4 separate regions of the Homo sapiens genome follow, and regions 2, 3 and 4 are each linked to region 1. The links are chromatin contacts, found by Hi-C in ENCODE. All regions are on one chromosome and are shown on one strand. Each heading gives the region's core, a stretch centred on a gene start or an enhancer-like site at or near the end of the contact. The rest is flanking DNA. Distances are from core to core; before and after follow the strand shown. Region 1 holds the start of SECISBP2 (SECIS binding protein 2). Region 2 holds the start of KIF27 (kinesin family member 27). Region 3 holds the start of PTCH1 (patched 1). Region 4 holds the start of ZNF367 (zinc finger protein 367).

Region 1 (3,228 bases), core at 354-2,853:
CCAGGGATATGTTTAAACTAAAGCCAAAGTAGATTTTACCTCTTGAATTCCTGGAGAATTGTCTAGAACAGGAAAGCCCAAATTAATACTATCTGGGCTACTTCACTGGCCACTGGTGGTCTTGGGAGAAACCTCTTTTTTATCCTCTTCTACATTTCCAAAGTAGGGATAATGTTTCCTATAAAGTATCACCACATTTTTAAAAGTTCAAAAACACTGTAAAACACCTTTGCCTTTTTAGCTGCTAGGAAAGTGTTTTGGAGTTATTCTAATTAATTGCTATGCTATAGAAACATCTTAAATGAGCAGCCAGCATACATCAGGTCCATTGGTTAAGAAAGGGTGTCTTTACACATGAGGGCAATAAATTTTGAAGGTTGTGATTAGCAGCATCCTAAAATCTACTGCCACTACCATAGGTTGTGTCCAGGGTAACCAACAGAAACATGACAAAATCAAGTAAACTTCATTACACTTCCGGGTAGACCCAATAGTGCTGAAAGGAAGGCGACAGCTACCCCTAAACTTCCAGCATAAATTCCTGCCAGACCAGACCCTAAGGATCACTTCTGCTAGAGGCTGTGTAGTGAACTGAGACCCACCAGGACAGAAATCTGAAAAAACTGGAGCTGCACCTGCCTTACTTGCTTGAAATACTTCGTATTCAATGGTAGAGTTAACGTCTGTGCAAGGGACAGAGGAAACCTACAATTTGCCTCAACCTAATCCCCATTCCTCAAATAGCCTGTTTTGCTGACATTTTCTGTTCCTTAAATCCACTTGCACTTTCCTCCAAGCCTTTGAGTGAGAGGAAAGTTCCTCCTCCATCTATTGAAATCCACTCTGCATTCTTCCCTGTACTTTTGGTCAACCTCCTATCCCTGCCGCACTTTATACATTTCTCTCAATATTTAACGAATTTGCTCTGTGTAGAACTTTTTTTTTCTCGTGAAAATTATACTATTCCATCTCTTGACCATATCTTAGCACTTTTTTTAATTTTTGAAAGAAACCGAGCGATTTTTAAATTATTTTCTGTGGCTACTTCCAAACTTAAGGTTTCTGGAAATTTAGGATACCATCAAGAGTCTTGTAGGCTTTCCAGGTTTGTAGGACCTACAGGGTATGCAATTCCTGTAAGTCACCAATCTTGGGGAAATTTTAGGGAAATGCAGTGGCGGGGGTGAGAGTAATCTCGGCCTCCTCAGTTTCCTTATTAGTAAATCTTTCTCTTCAGGTGACTGCTCAAAGGTCACCTCAGCGAGAGGCCTTTCCAGACTACCCCATCCCGTCCTAACGCTAGACTCGTGAGGCCCAGGGGAGAAAAGTAAATCACGGCCTAACTCTTGTTTATAGTCGCTACTGCCTTGGTGGAGACTATCTCCGATATCCCAGCACTAAAAGGCAGATCCAAGACTCCCGCAAGCTACGGTGGGTCCCCAGCCCAGAGGACTCCTGGGGGTCCCCATTTTCCGCAAGCGCCCCACTGCCTCCACGTGCTGCCCGCGCAGGTCCAGTGCCGCCGCCGCGTACTTCCGGCCGGAAGAAAGGGCGGGCTCTGTCGCTTTGCTGTGACGCACTTCCTGGCGTCGCCTGCGGGGGCGGAAACGCTTTGTCTGTCCGGCAAGCCGACGGCCCGCTGCTGGCCTCCGTGACGCGGCCTCCTCCGCGCCTCGCGGCATGGCGTCGGAGGGGCCGCGGGAGCCCGAAAGCGAGGTAAGGGCCGACGGGGGCTCTCTCGGCAGCCTCAGTCCGTCCGCCTGCCTCGCACTGGGGGCTCGGCCGGGCGGTGACGGGGCTGGTCCAGCGGGCGTGGGTCGGATGCTGGTGACGGCACGGGAGCGCCCTACCGGGTGGCCGCGATCTTCGCGCCCCGCCTCGGGTCCGCCTTGGGGTGGCGGTCAGCGGCTACAGACCCCGCCCACAGTTAGCGCCGCGTCTGTGGTGCGATGTCACCCAGCGCAGTGACTGCGGCCCAGCCCGGCGCTCCCCGCAGTCGGGGCGGGGGGACTCTGGCGAGCTTCCCGCGCTCTTGGGAACGGATAGATTGTTTTAAAGGATCCTGCGTTTTTCTGAACGTCATTCTCCGCTCTACGTACTCAGCATTACCACTAGATGGAGCCCTGGCGATCGCTTGCATCATTTTTAGACCCATAAAATTCTCGGTGAAAGTAAATCTCTTACTACGTCACTAAAAACTAAAGAAAGAAATCTTAGTGAATTGAAATTTCAAAGGCTCGTGGTGATAATATTTTCTAGCAAAGCAAGGTTTGGTATTTCAATAAAGCAAGACTTAGTGGTTCATGAGTAAAATGCATATGCTTTTGTGCAACTTTTTCAAGAAAATGTAATGGAAATAAACGTCTGCAGTGTGTTTTGGGTGCTGTAGTTAAACAGTCCACGTGTATTTGACTGCAGTAGTTGTACTGTGTGCAGTTCTATTATTTCTAAGTGAATCTGTGGTAAAAACACCCTTATTCCAAGATCTAAACTATATAATCTGTGTTGTTTTATTTCCACTTGAATTCGTTGTCATTTTTCACTTTTAATGTTTGAACTACTGCCTTTTCTACAAAAAAAAAAGCATTGGGGAGAAATCGTTAGCAAGCAGGTTCTTGTCTTTACGAGGCAGAAGTTTTTAAACAACATCGGGAACATTTCTGGGGCTATTAGGAACACCTCTTGGGTCTTTTTGTTTGTTTATATTTGCTTGATCTCTGAATGTTTGTGGCCAAAACCTCATATTTTTCCTCAGGGCATCAAGTTATCAGCAGATGTCAAACCATTTGTCCCCAGATTTGCCGGGCTCAATGTGGCATGGTTAGAGTCCTCAGAAGCATGTGTCTTCCCCAGCTCTGCAGCCACATACTATCCGTTTGTTCAGGAACCACCAGTGACAGAGTATGTATCTTTCTAAAAGTCTTACCTAGGGGCTTACATTTTGGATTTAATGGTGATTAGACTTTCAAATACTCAGCAGTTACTGCACTAAAGTTCTGCAGATGATGAGAGAATGCTCTTCAACCAAGAAGAGTCTGAGCCAGTAGCACAACTTAACTGTATCCTGTGCCAAAAACAGAAGCTTTAACTCCCCTTTTTTTTCTTCATACTCATTGTTATTTTCGGCAAAGAAATAGTAGAGACTGCATTGCATTTGTTAATAAGAAATGCAGTTTCAGGCCAGGCGCTGTGGCTCACGCCTGTAATCCCAGCACTTTGGGAGGCCGA
Region 2 (3,301 bases), core at 130-2,629, 5.4 Mb before region 1:
GAAACCCTGTCTCTACTAAAAATACAAGAATGTGCCAGGCTGTGGTGACGCACCTGTAGTCCCAGCTACTTGGGAGGCTGAGATTGGAGGATCGCTTGAGCCCGGGAGGTTGAGGCTGCAGTGTGCCACTGCACTCCAGCCTGAGTAACAGAGCGAGACCCTGTCTCAAAACAAAACAAACAAACAATAGTAATGGTCCACAAACATAGGGCTTGTAAAACATCAATATACAAGAAATAAAGTTTTTACACAATCCATAGCACTTATACTTCAGATTCTGATCAATTATAGTCATCAGAAACATACGTATTATGTTGCCAATAAATGATTTAAAAAAAAGCAAAATCTGATTGGTCGTATTTAAGTATACTCAACGGGTTTTTGAAATCTGAGCAAAGGCAAGAGAAATATTGAATCCCTCATGTCATGTCACTGGTCAGGAATGAGTGTCTCCAAAAACCGTTGCCATCCCGTACCCTTGATTTCCCAGAAAGCAGTGGTTGTCTTAAATGTGTGGTTTGTTAATTATTTTCATAAAAAACTTGCCAGTAGATGGACAGTAAATCGCATACGGAGCTCAGAAAAGGCCCCAAATGCGTAAAGACGACAAAAGAGTAAAGAAGGGCAAACAACAAGGATTTTCAACACTGGAGACTTAAAAGGTGTTACTTAAAAGGTGTTTCAAAGAAAGAATCTGGGCGCTTTGCTCTTTATAGTCACCTGCCTCCGAGGGAGGGAGCTCTCGGGCTTGAATGTGCCCAAGGTTCAACCTCTACGGTAGGAAATGCGCCCAAGTTTCAACCTCTACGGTGGGAAATGCGCCCAAGTTTCAACCTCTACGGTGGGAAATGCGCCCAAGTTTCAACCTCTACGGTGGGAAAAAGACGCCTGCGATAAAACAAAGCGCTCGGTGGTGGTGGCCCTCGCGTCGCACCTCACGCCGTGCAGCGACACGAGACGAACACAGGGTGCGCTCTGAAAGGCCGGGTCCCGCGTTCCGGTCGATCGGTGTTCCCCGGGACCCGCTCCTCAGGGCTGACCCAACTTCCTCCGGAAGGGGCGCTCTGCCTCTAGTCGCTCGCCGGCTCCCAGCCCCGACCCCAGACCCCTCGGACGCCCCCATAGGCCTAGCTGGCGCCCCAACCGCCCACCCTCCGCTACCCACCCGCGGCGGCCCCGACCCCAAGCCGGAGCCTACTAGTCCCAACGGCCGGCTGGGGGCGCGGGAGCGGCGGGCGCGGCGGGCTGGAGGGCGGGCACCGCGAAGGGAGGGCGCCCCACTTCCCCGCACCGCCCGCCAGGCCCGCCGAGCACTGACCGGCTCGGGACAGCCCAGGCCCCTGTCGGCGAGCGCTGGACTCCTCAGCTTCGCTCTGCCACACCGCGCAGCCGCCGTCCGCGTCTTTTGTTGTCGCGAGTTCTCCTGGCAACCGGCGAAGCCCGCCTCCCGCCGCGTCCTCTCCTGGATGCCGCGTCCTGGCCCCGCCCCCATCCTGGCCACGCCTCCAAGCCCGCCGCGCAGGAGTCCTGCGTCCCCAGGAAGTCCGCAAAGGGCCGGCCCCTGGGCTTGCCTGCAAATCCGAGTTGTGTCCCACCAACGCGCTGGGACCGGTCTGTGAGGCCTGAGCGCAAGCATCTTTCTACGGGTTCGTGAAATGAGTGAGAACGATTCCACACCGTGTTTCAATATCTTAGCTACCAATTCAGTTTATTTTTATTTTTATTGAGTAAAACTTGCCTAACATAAACCATCTTAAAACTCACAATTCAGTGGCGTTTAATGCATTCACAGTGTTGTGCAACCATCACCTCTGTATATAGTTCAGAAACATTTTCATAACCCCAAAAGAAAATCCCCAAACCAGTTAGCAGTCATTCCTTCTGGTTCCCCTCTCCCCACAACCCCAGCCAGCCACTAATCTACTTTCTGACTCTGTGATAGCTTTACCTATTCTGGGCATTTCTTTATTGATGGAATCATTCAGTATATGACCTTTTGTGTCTAGCTTCTTTTGCTTAATGTTTTCAAGATGCAGTCATGTTGTAACATCTATCAGGACTTCTTTTCTTTTTTTTCTTTTCTTTTTTTTGAGACCGAGTCGCGCTCTGTCGCCCAAGCTGGAGTGCAGTGGCGTGATCTCGGCTCTCTGCAACCTCCACCTCCCGGGTTCAAGCGATTCTCCTGCCTTAGCCTCCCGAGTAGCTGGGATTACAGGCGCGTGCCACCACGCCCGGCTAATTTTTTGTATTTTTAGTAGAGACGGGGTTTGTTTCACTGTGTTAGCCAGGATGGTCTTGATCTCCTGACCTCGTGATCTGCCCGCCTCGGCCTTCCAAAGTGCTGGGATTACAGGCGTGAGCCACCACGCCCGGCCCTTTAGATGGAGTTTCGCTCTTATTGCCCAGGCTGGAATGCAATGGCGCCATCTAGGCTCAACGCAACCTCCACCTCATGGGTTCAAGCGATTCTCCTGCCTCAGCCTCCGGAGTAGCTGGGATTACAGGCATGAGCCACCCTGCCCGGCCCTATCAGGACTTTTTAGGGCTGAAAAAATTCCATTGTATGGATATAGACATACCACATTTTGTTTATCCATTCTTCAGCTGGTGGTGGACATTTGGGCTGTTTCCATGCTGCTATGGACATTCACATACAATATTTGGATGTCTGTTTTCAGTTCCTTTTTTTTTTTTGAGATGGAGTCTCGCTCTGTTGCCCAGGCTGGAGTGCAGTGGCGCTATCTCAACTCACTGCAAGCTCCGCCTCATGGGTTCAAGCAATTCTCCTGCCTCAGCCTCTGGAGTAGCTGGGATTACAGGCATGTGCCACCACCACGCCTGGCTAAGTTTTCTGTATTTTTAGTAGAGACGGGGTTTCACCATGTTGGTCAGGCTGGGCTCGAACTCCCGACCTCAGGTGATCCGCCCACCTTGGCCTCCCAAAGTGCTGGGATTATAGGCGTGAGCCACCGCGCCGAGCCTGTTTTCAGGTCTTTTAGGTATGGACGTAAGAGTGGAATTGCTGGGTCGTATGGTAATATTTAACTTTACCAATTTAGTTTTAAATGCTTTAATGCCTCCTGTTTTTAGTAGCACAATCTAAGCATCTTCAAAAACCCTTCCTTCTCTCATGAAATATAGGAATGAAGGTGGGGGAAAAAAGCTGACTATTTTATTTATAGTTTTTATTTTTTTTTCTTTTAACTGAATTATTTAAAATTTTAAAAATTCAGTCTGGGCACAGTGGCTCACACCTGTAATCTCAGCACTTTGGGAGGCTGAACTGGGAGGGTCACTTGAG
Region 3 (3,639 bases), core at 112-2,611, 6.2 Mb after region 1:
TACACACACACACACGCACACACACACACCTCCACCCCCTGCGGACCTCAGACAGCCCTTTCCTCCCAGGACCAGAGGGAGGGTTTGAATTTTTCAATCCCCATTTGTCTGCTGCTTTTCCTGGAGAGGTGTGAGTGAGTGTGTGTGTGTGTGTGAGAGAGAGAGGAAGAGAGTGTGTGTGTTTGTGTGTGGCGGGGGCGATCCCAAAGAGTTAGAGGAGGGAAGAGAAAGTGGGAGGAGAGAGTCTGAAATGCACCTTGGAAATCTGCTCCAGAGCGAAGGCGGCGTCGCAGTAGCTGGGCCGGTGCAGATAGTCCCGGTCCGGCGCGGCAGCACGGCGCAGCCCCCCCGTCCGTCTGCGCCTCCCGCCTCCAGCCGGCCGTCCCGGGGCACCGATACAGCCGCTGCCGCCGCCGCCGCGGTCCTGGGGCTCGGCGGCGTTACCAGCCGAGGCCATGTTGCCGCCGCCGCCGCCGCCGCCGCGGGGACGGAGGCTTCCCGGGCGGCCCGGCGCGCTGCTGCCGCTGCTGCGGGCTCCTGGCGCGCCTGGGCGCTCGGCTTGCGAGGACGCTGCTGGCCGCAGGCTGCTCGGGCTCGGGCTCCGGTTGACAGACCAGCCGCTGCTGCTGCTCACACGGCGGGCGCTGCTGCCGCTGCGGCCGCGGCCGCTGCCGGGGAGTCAGACCCTGCGCCTTCCATTGCCACATTGCGCGGGGGTCCCGAGGTCTCTGCGGCCGCCGCTGCCCACATCCAGTTCGCGGAAGAGCGAGAGCCGGCGCGCCGAGCGAGCCTGTCCTTCGGGCGCTTCCGCGGCACTCCTTGCGGTCCCCAACTCCCCCTACCCGCCCCCCGCCCCGCGCCGCGACCCCTTCACTGCAGAAAGAGCCAGCGAATCCCCGCTGCTCCCGCCGGCCGCGCTGGCTCTCTCGGCGCCTCCCGGGTCGCCCGAGCGGCCGCGGAGGGCAAGCGCAGAGCCGCCGCCGCCGCGGGGTCCGAGGGTGCCCGGCGGGTCTCAGCGCTGCCGGGCCCGGGCAGCCGCAGCTGCCGCTGCTCCCGCGGTGGCTGCTGCTGGCGGTGGCGGCTCCAGGAGCTGCTGCTCGGGCTGCTCGGGCTCTGGCTGCTGGGTTCGCGGTGGCTGCTCGGTCCCGGACTCTGCTTTCTTGTGCTCCTCGGCAACCCGCTGGACCATTCTGTCCCCGTGCAGCGCGCCTCTCTCGCTCCCGGGACCTGGGGACTCCGCTCTGTGTGTGTGCAGCGGGCAGCGGCCGCAGCAGCTCCTTGATTCAATAGATGAGATGGAAGAAGAAAAAAAAGAACTCTCTCCATTTGGAGAAAGAAGAGGAGGAGGGGAGGGGAGGGGGTGGAGGGGGAGAGAGCGAGCGAAAGAGAAAAAGGCTGGAGCTCCCGCCCCCGGGGCTGTCAGATGGCTTGGGTTTCTGCGACGCGATTGGCTCGCGGAGGGCAGAAATTACTCAGCAAACATGACTATTATTAGCTGCTTAGCAACAGCTCACCAAAGTAGAGAGACCACCCAGGTAGGCAACCCAGTGTGTGCATCCTCGGCTTCGGGGCAGCCTCTGAGAGCGCCAACCTTCTCGCATGCAATACTTCCATTAAGGAATGCTCCCCCTCCTTTCTCTCTTATTCCTTTTCTTTTCAACAGTGTCTTCTTTTTGTGGGATGCCTTTGCGCGCACACACGCGCGCGCACGCACACACACGAACATTTGCCTCGCGGTAGACACGGGGGGAAATGTAATATTTTTTTAAGCGCTTAAACAATTTCTGAAATTCCTCAAAGAAAAGCCTTTCAGAGGCACCTTGGCCTCAAGCTGCAGCAAATACTGGGAGGTCCGGCTCGCATTCCCAGGCCTGCACCAATAATGACAGCGTGCTGGATAGTGCGCCAGTGTGTGCCAGATTTTTTTTTCCTCTTCTCTTTTCTTTTATAACTAAAGGGAAGACTTAGGCTCTTGCAGGGAACAACGCCTCGCATTAAGATAAACAGAATGGAAAGTTAAAGAGGAAAGCAAGGACGTTGGGAAAAGCCATCTTTCTTAAAATCCGTCTGCCCCCCAGCCGCTTTCTCCCCCCAACTTAAAAAAAAAAAAAACACAGTCTTGGTTTGAAGGAGTCAGTGTTCTATAAACGTGGAATCCAGACACCGAAGCAGTCTTGTAGAGGCAGAGGCGTTTTTATTTGAATCTCGAATGTGACATAAGTAAAAGAGAAACAACAGAATCTTTTTTTACAACTTAGAGAAACGGAATTGTTTCCTTGAGAGAGTAAAGTTTTCCTGATTATTTTGGGTTCATTTGTACACCCCTTTTTATTAACCAGATGTTTATATAGTCAGTATTTTTTTTTACAAAACTCGGTATGCATGTTATATTTAATAATAGTATGACGTAGGAGATTATAAATGCCCCGATGCTGGATTCATTGAAAACAAACTGTGCGCGGATCGCGAGGATTCGTCCCGACACCGCGTCCAGTGTCACCAAGGCATCCCGGGGATTCGCTTCCCGCGGAGGGGGAAAACACGCGACCCTTTGAGGTGGATTCTGGAGCCAGACACGTCTACACAACTAGGCTTTTTATTTAAAAAAATTTTTGTTTTCGGAAAGTGGAATGTGTTTTTCTTACGTTTCCAAGTTATTACGTTCCTCCCTGCGGTAGGAACCCGACCCGCAAACCCTTGATTTGCTTCACTTTATTTTTTTTTTTAAACGGGGTTGAACTGCAGAGGGACTGGCAGTAGCGAGAAGTCTAGTGAAGTCGTGAAATGGGGCGGTGTGGCTTTAAGATGCGCACGGTGTATGTTCATTGAAAAAAAAAGAAGAAAGAAAGGAAAGGAAAGAAAGAAACCCAGATGGAGGGAAAGGGGGAGGAGCAGGGAGAAGGCGGAGCTCCGGTGGCCACGTGACCCCGCGCCAGGAGGCCCGGTGCGCGCGCGCGCCCGGCTCCCGGACTCCCCGCGCCCGCGCGGCCGGGGCAGAGTAGGTAGGGAGGCGGATGCGCCGGGCCGGCTCCGGGCCTCCAGCGCGGTCTCCCGAGAGCCCAGGCGAGGCGCGCGCCCAGCCGGCGCGGACGGACGTGCCGGACGCGCCGTAGTACATTCCTGAAGGCGGACCGGCCCCCTTACGCTGCCCAATGCCCGCGCCGCCTCCCCGCGACCGGCCAATGGTCGCGCTCACGAGTCCCTGCCCATTCAGCGGCCCCGCGCTGGCTGCCCGGGCGCGCTGGGGGCTGCGGCGGGGCGCGCCGGCCACCGGGGCGGTCCACGCGGCTCCCGCAGGGGGCCCGTCCGCCGGCTCTCCCCGCCCCCTTCCTTCCTCCCCGGCGGTTTCCCCTCCCCGCTTCCTTCCTTCGGCCTGCGCCTTCTCCTTCCTCCCTCGCCCCGCTCCCTCCCTCAATCTCCCCTCCCCCACCAGCCTGGCCACCTTCCCTCCAGCCTCTCCTCCTCCCCGGCTTCAGGGGGAGGCCCTTCCCCCGACCCCCTAACCCGCAAACCGTATGCGGTGCCGGGGTCAGGGCGGGATGTCCCGAGGAAGAGAGGGAGACGGGGTGGAGGTGTTTGGGGGCGTTCGCGGGATCCGGAGGGGGACCTGAGCACCGGGCCAGCGCGGAAATTCAAAAC
Region 4 (3,736 bases), core at 480-2,979, 7.1 Mb after region 1:
AATTGCTTATCTTATACAGCCACTTAACAAATGGAACCTGGATATTACCCTTCTGTTAGCACCATTCATTCATTACACAAATATTTTTTGAGCACCTTTATTGAGCATTTACAGAATGTAAGGTAGTAAAGTCATATAGTCTTCTAGATAGAAATACTCCTGGCTCACCTGGAGCTTACAGTCTACAGAGTTCAGTATAAGTCAGCAGAAAGTCACCCCAAACACATGCAGGACTAAAAGCCACAAAACCTCGACCTAGTCCCCGCTCTTCCACTACTGAGCTGTGCCATCGTGGGAAGGTCGCCTCACTAATCACTGTAAGCCCCAGCTGCCTGATCTGTAAAATAGGTTTGAACCAGTGGTAACGACCTTCCCAGCTTTAAGCAGTCGGAGACTGCAAGCAATTTTAGCGTCCCATTCCACTATGTGCTCTCAACACCTAGCAAGTAGTATGCTGGATAAATGAAAGGCAGCGAAGGCACAACTTCAGCCGCAGAACAGGCCCAGAAGTCCTTTCTTGCTCTTCGGCTGTCTCTGCAGGGCATCTTTTAACAGGGCGAGGGCGATCTGCAGTAATGGAGCAAACACTGTGCGCTCCCTGCCCTCTCGCAGTCGGTGGAACAACTCAAGGCCCTCATCCCTCTCGTTTCCTCTCGGAACTGAGGACTCGGCAGCCCGCCGGGAGGATGTCAGTGGCCGTTGACCCGGCCTCCCCAGCGACCCCGGGCCGCGCTCCCGCCCACTGCACCTGCCGCAAGGACGGTCTCCCGCGCCGCTCCCGCCTGTCACGTGACAGGCCCCCCCCGACTGGGGCCGGTTTTTGGCGCGCGGCAGTGACGTCAGCATCCTGTCAGCCGCAGCCCCCGCCGTAGCCGGATCGACCTCGCGTTTTCAACTCCGCCCCGCCCGCCGCACCGTTAACGGGCCCCGGCTGCCCCACGTCCCGCCCGCCCGCCCGCCCGCGCCGCTCACCTTGAGGTGGCCGCTGTCTGGGCTGCTCGCTTCCTCCTCGTCCTCACCTCCCGAGGCGGCGGCGGAGGCCGAGGCGGCGGGCGGGGGCGCGCCCCGGCCACGAAGCCCCGAGTGCTCGGCGGCTGCGGCTGCAGGCAGGGCGGCCGAGGCGGCGGCCCCCGCGGCCCCAGGGCTGAGCGTCACGTTGTGTGCGTTCTCGCCCCAGCGCCACGGGTACACCATGAAGTCGCTGAAGCCGGGGCTGGTGGGGATGAGCGGCGGCGGCGGCTCCGGCTCCCCTCCACCGCCGCACGTTGGCTTGATCGGGGTCGTCCTGATGACCGACACCAGCACCCGCTTCGGGGAGTCGTGGCAGAAGATGACGGGCGGCGGCGGCGGCGGCGGGTTCTCCGCCATGGGCGCCTCGAAGCCCCGGATCATCGCCCGGCCCGACCCCCAGCTCCGGCGGCCCCGGGCCGCACTCCTGAGCACCGCTCTGCCCCTCACTCGCTCTGCTCCGAGTCGCAGGCTCAGTCCTGCCGGCTCATGGCAGACTGACGTTTCCCGGAATCCTGCGCAGCAGCCACCTAACTAGTTGAGCAGACGGCACCGGCGGGCAGGGCTGGACCCCAGCCCCAGGTCAAGCGCGCCCTCCGCTCTTTGTACTCCGCAGCGCAGGCTGCAGGGGTGGGAAGCAGCGGGCGGCCCGGCCCTTGCGGTGACAGGAAAGCAGGACGCGCGGCGCTGAGCCCCCAAAAATAACAACCTGCCGCCGCGGTGCCTGCCCCGGCTTTTCCCGCGTTACATTTCGCGCCTGGGCGGAACCAGTCACCGCGAGGCCGCTGCCCGCTGGCCGCACCGGCGAGTGACAGGCGGCGCGAGCCAATGGCCAGGCCTGGCCTTCTTTCCAGCCGGCCGGGGCGGGGCCGGGTCTGCGCGCGGGTCCTTCCCACCTCGCCATTGGCCGCCGCTCTTATATTTTTTTCTGTCTGGAGGGCCAACAGCGTTCGAAACTCCAGTGGAGCGCGCGGCGTCTCCACTCGCCCGGACACACCCGCCTGCCGCCCCGCCCCGCCGTCCCTCCGCGTGGTTAGTCCGGGCCAGGGAGACAAGGGCGGCGGGGAGGGCGGCAAGAGGGCGGCTGATTGGACAGCGGCGGGGCGGGGTCGGGGGGGGTGGTGATCGTTGGGCGGTGGAGGCGCGCGCCCCGCTCGGCCCCGCCCGCCGTTGGTTGTTGGGCCGCGGTTCCCGCGCGCAGGGAGTTTAAAGGGCTGGGGCCCCGCCGCCCGCCCCGCCCTCGGTCCCACCACCCGCCCGGCGGCTGGAGTCTCTGCTGCCCGAGGTCCTGATGGGCACCCGGCGTGCCTGGTTTCTTAATCGAGTTCCGTCTGCTCAGCTGTTGCACGCTCTGTGAACCAGCCCTGTCAGCACCGCCCTGACTCCTCCGGGCCGATTGTGGGCCTCCGGTTCCCCATCTGTGGAAAGGGGAGAGTCCAGGAAGTGGCCTCCGAAGTCCCTGCGGGCCGCTCGCGGCGCGGAGGCCACAAGAGCCGGGCGAGAGTAGACACTCTCACCCTGGACTGATGCCCCGAAGTTGCCTCGGGGATCTCCCCACCCCGGCGACCCCGCTCTACCGAGCGGCTGCTCCGGGAGTCGGGGCAGCGCCCTACTTTGCTCGGCCCCCACCTGCCCCGGCCGCGTCCTAGTACTCGCGCCGGGACGCGCGGAGCCCCAACGTCCTCTGCCCGCCCCGCCCCAGCCCCGCCTGGCTGGCGCCGACCGCGGCCCGGGTGGGGCTCGCAGGCTGCAGAGGAAGGACCGGGCGGAGGGGTTGCCCGGCTTCCTACCCGCTAGATGTGGCCTGGGGAGCTGCGTTTTGTTCTTGGGAATACAGATTCCCAGGCACCGCCTGATTCGCGGTAGGGGCTCAATAAATATTTGCTGAATGGATGAATGAATATCCATTGGTTAAGGGTTAGGATTGGTAATTAAGTTAGAACACGACTGTATAATAACAGATAACTAAGCTGAATAGCTTTTCTCTCTGTGAAAGACACACAAATGCACAGCTATGACTAAATTAAGCCACAATTGTTTAAAAACAAATAAAGGAAACTGTACTGATATGAACAATTTCAAAAATGTATTTTTATTTTAAAAGGCAAAACAAGCAATAGTGTGATTTTATGTAAAATTGTTAAAGTGGGGAAAATACGTTTTTACTTTTAGACGTACATAAAATATCTGGCAAGATGCAAAAGAAACATGGATCATGGAGGGAAATTGTGTGGCTGGGAACAGAAGTGAAAAGATTTCAAGAAATACAATATATAACTATCTTTTGAACTTTGAACCAAGTGAAAGTATCCTTTTAAGAAATGAAACAGTATATAGCCTCCATTTTCTGGAGGCCTACTACAAAAATAGCATATATGTACTGATACACAATAATACATATGGATGTTTCACAGTTCACTCAACAATTGGGTAAGGAAGATATTTTTCCCATTTTATAAATGAGAAAAGTTGAGGCTTGTACAAGATTACATAATAAATCCTTTGGAAGAATAAGTCTGTACTGCCTGTGGATTATATTCAGTGTCTGCTGAGCAAAAGGAGGAAAAGGCTGAAAAATGGGACTCACACATTTCTCGGTCCCGTTTCTCATATTCCAAAACTTTCAGGGTTTAGGGGCAAATTTCATATTGTAATGGTTGATCTAGAAAGTTGAAAGTTCAGCCCTACTTTCACCTAATTTAGTAAACATACATTTTGTTTTTACAGT

What was found. A loop is a pair of places that touch in the nucleus more often than their neighbours do. Pooled maps may share reads with other maps.
Region 2: a loop to region 1 is called in a pooled map, with 25 times the contacts of the local background. The contact joins the promoter of KIF27 here to the promoter of SECISBP2 in region 1. A Hi-C loop is called at or near these places in 1 of 168 maps with a recorded cell type or tissue (CD8-positive, alpha-beta T cell), 1 of 37 single-sample maps with no recorded cell type and 7 of 50 pooled maps.
Region 3: a loop to region 1 is called in a map with no recorded cell type, with 11 times the contacts of the local background. The contact joins the promoter of PTCH1 here to the promoter of SECISBP2 in region 1. A Hi-C loop is called at or near these places in 2 of 37 single-sample maps with no recorded cell type and 8 of 50 pooled maps.
Region 4: a loop to region 1 is called in a pooled map, with 19 times the contacts of the local background. The contact joins the promoter of ZNF367 here to the promoter of SECISBP2 in region 1. A Hi-C loop is called at or near these places in 8 of 37 single-sample maps with no recorded cell type and 10 of 50 pooled maps.

What each region holds. Positions count from the first base shown.
Region 1 is chr9:89,316,897-89,320,124 of GRCh38, forward strand. SECISBP2 (SECIS binding protein 2) reads left to right here and starts at 1,604. Exons shown (of 17, transcript NM_024077.5): 1 at 1,604-1,716; 2 at 2,756-2,901. The coding sequence starts at 1,681. RefSeq lists an enhancer at 1,254-1,473 and a silencer at 1,644-1,963.
Region 2 is chr9:83,920,053-83,923,353 of GRCh38, forward strand. It overlaps KIF27 (kinesin family member 27), which reads right to left and starts at 1,380. Exons shown (of 18, transcript NM_017576.4): 1 at 1,319-1,380. LOC105376335 (serine/arginine repetitive matrix protein 1-like) reads left to right here and starts at 849. Exons shown (of 3, transcript XM_011519284.2): 1 at 849-1,209; 2 at 1,302-1,646. The coding sequence starts at 849. RefSeq lists enhancers at 912-1,661, 2,276-2,780 and silencers at 983-1,362, 1,393-1,542.
Region 3 is chr9:95,507,905-95,511,543 of GRCh38, forward strand. It overlaps PTCH1 (patched 1), which reads right to left and starts at 1,362. Exons shown (of 24, transcript NM_000264.5): 1 at 257-1,362. The coding sequence starts at 457. RefSeq lists silencers at 298-617, 2,892-3,331, 3,552-3,601 and enhancers at 1,262-1,811, 2,765-3,528, 3,529-3,639.
Region 4 is chr9:96,416,641-96,420,376 of GRCh38, forward strand. ZNF367 (zinc finger protein 367) reads right to left here and starts at 1,730. Exons shown (of 5, transcript NM_153695.4): 1 at 973-1,730. The coding sequence starts at 1,392. RefSeq lists enhancers at 297-536, 2,011-2,544, 2,545-3,078, 3,595-3,736 and silencers at 897-1,136, 1,437-1,576, 1,687-2,346, 2,607-2,876.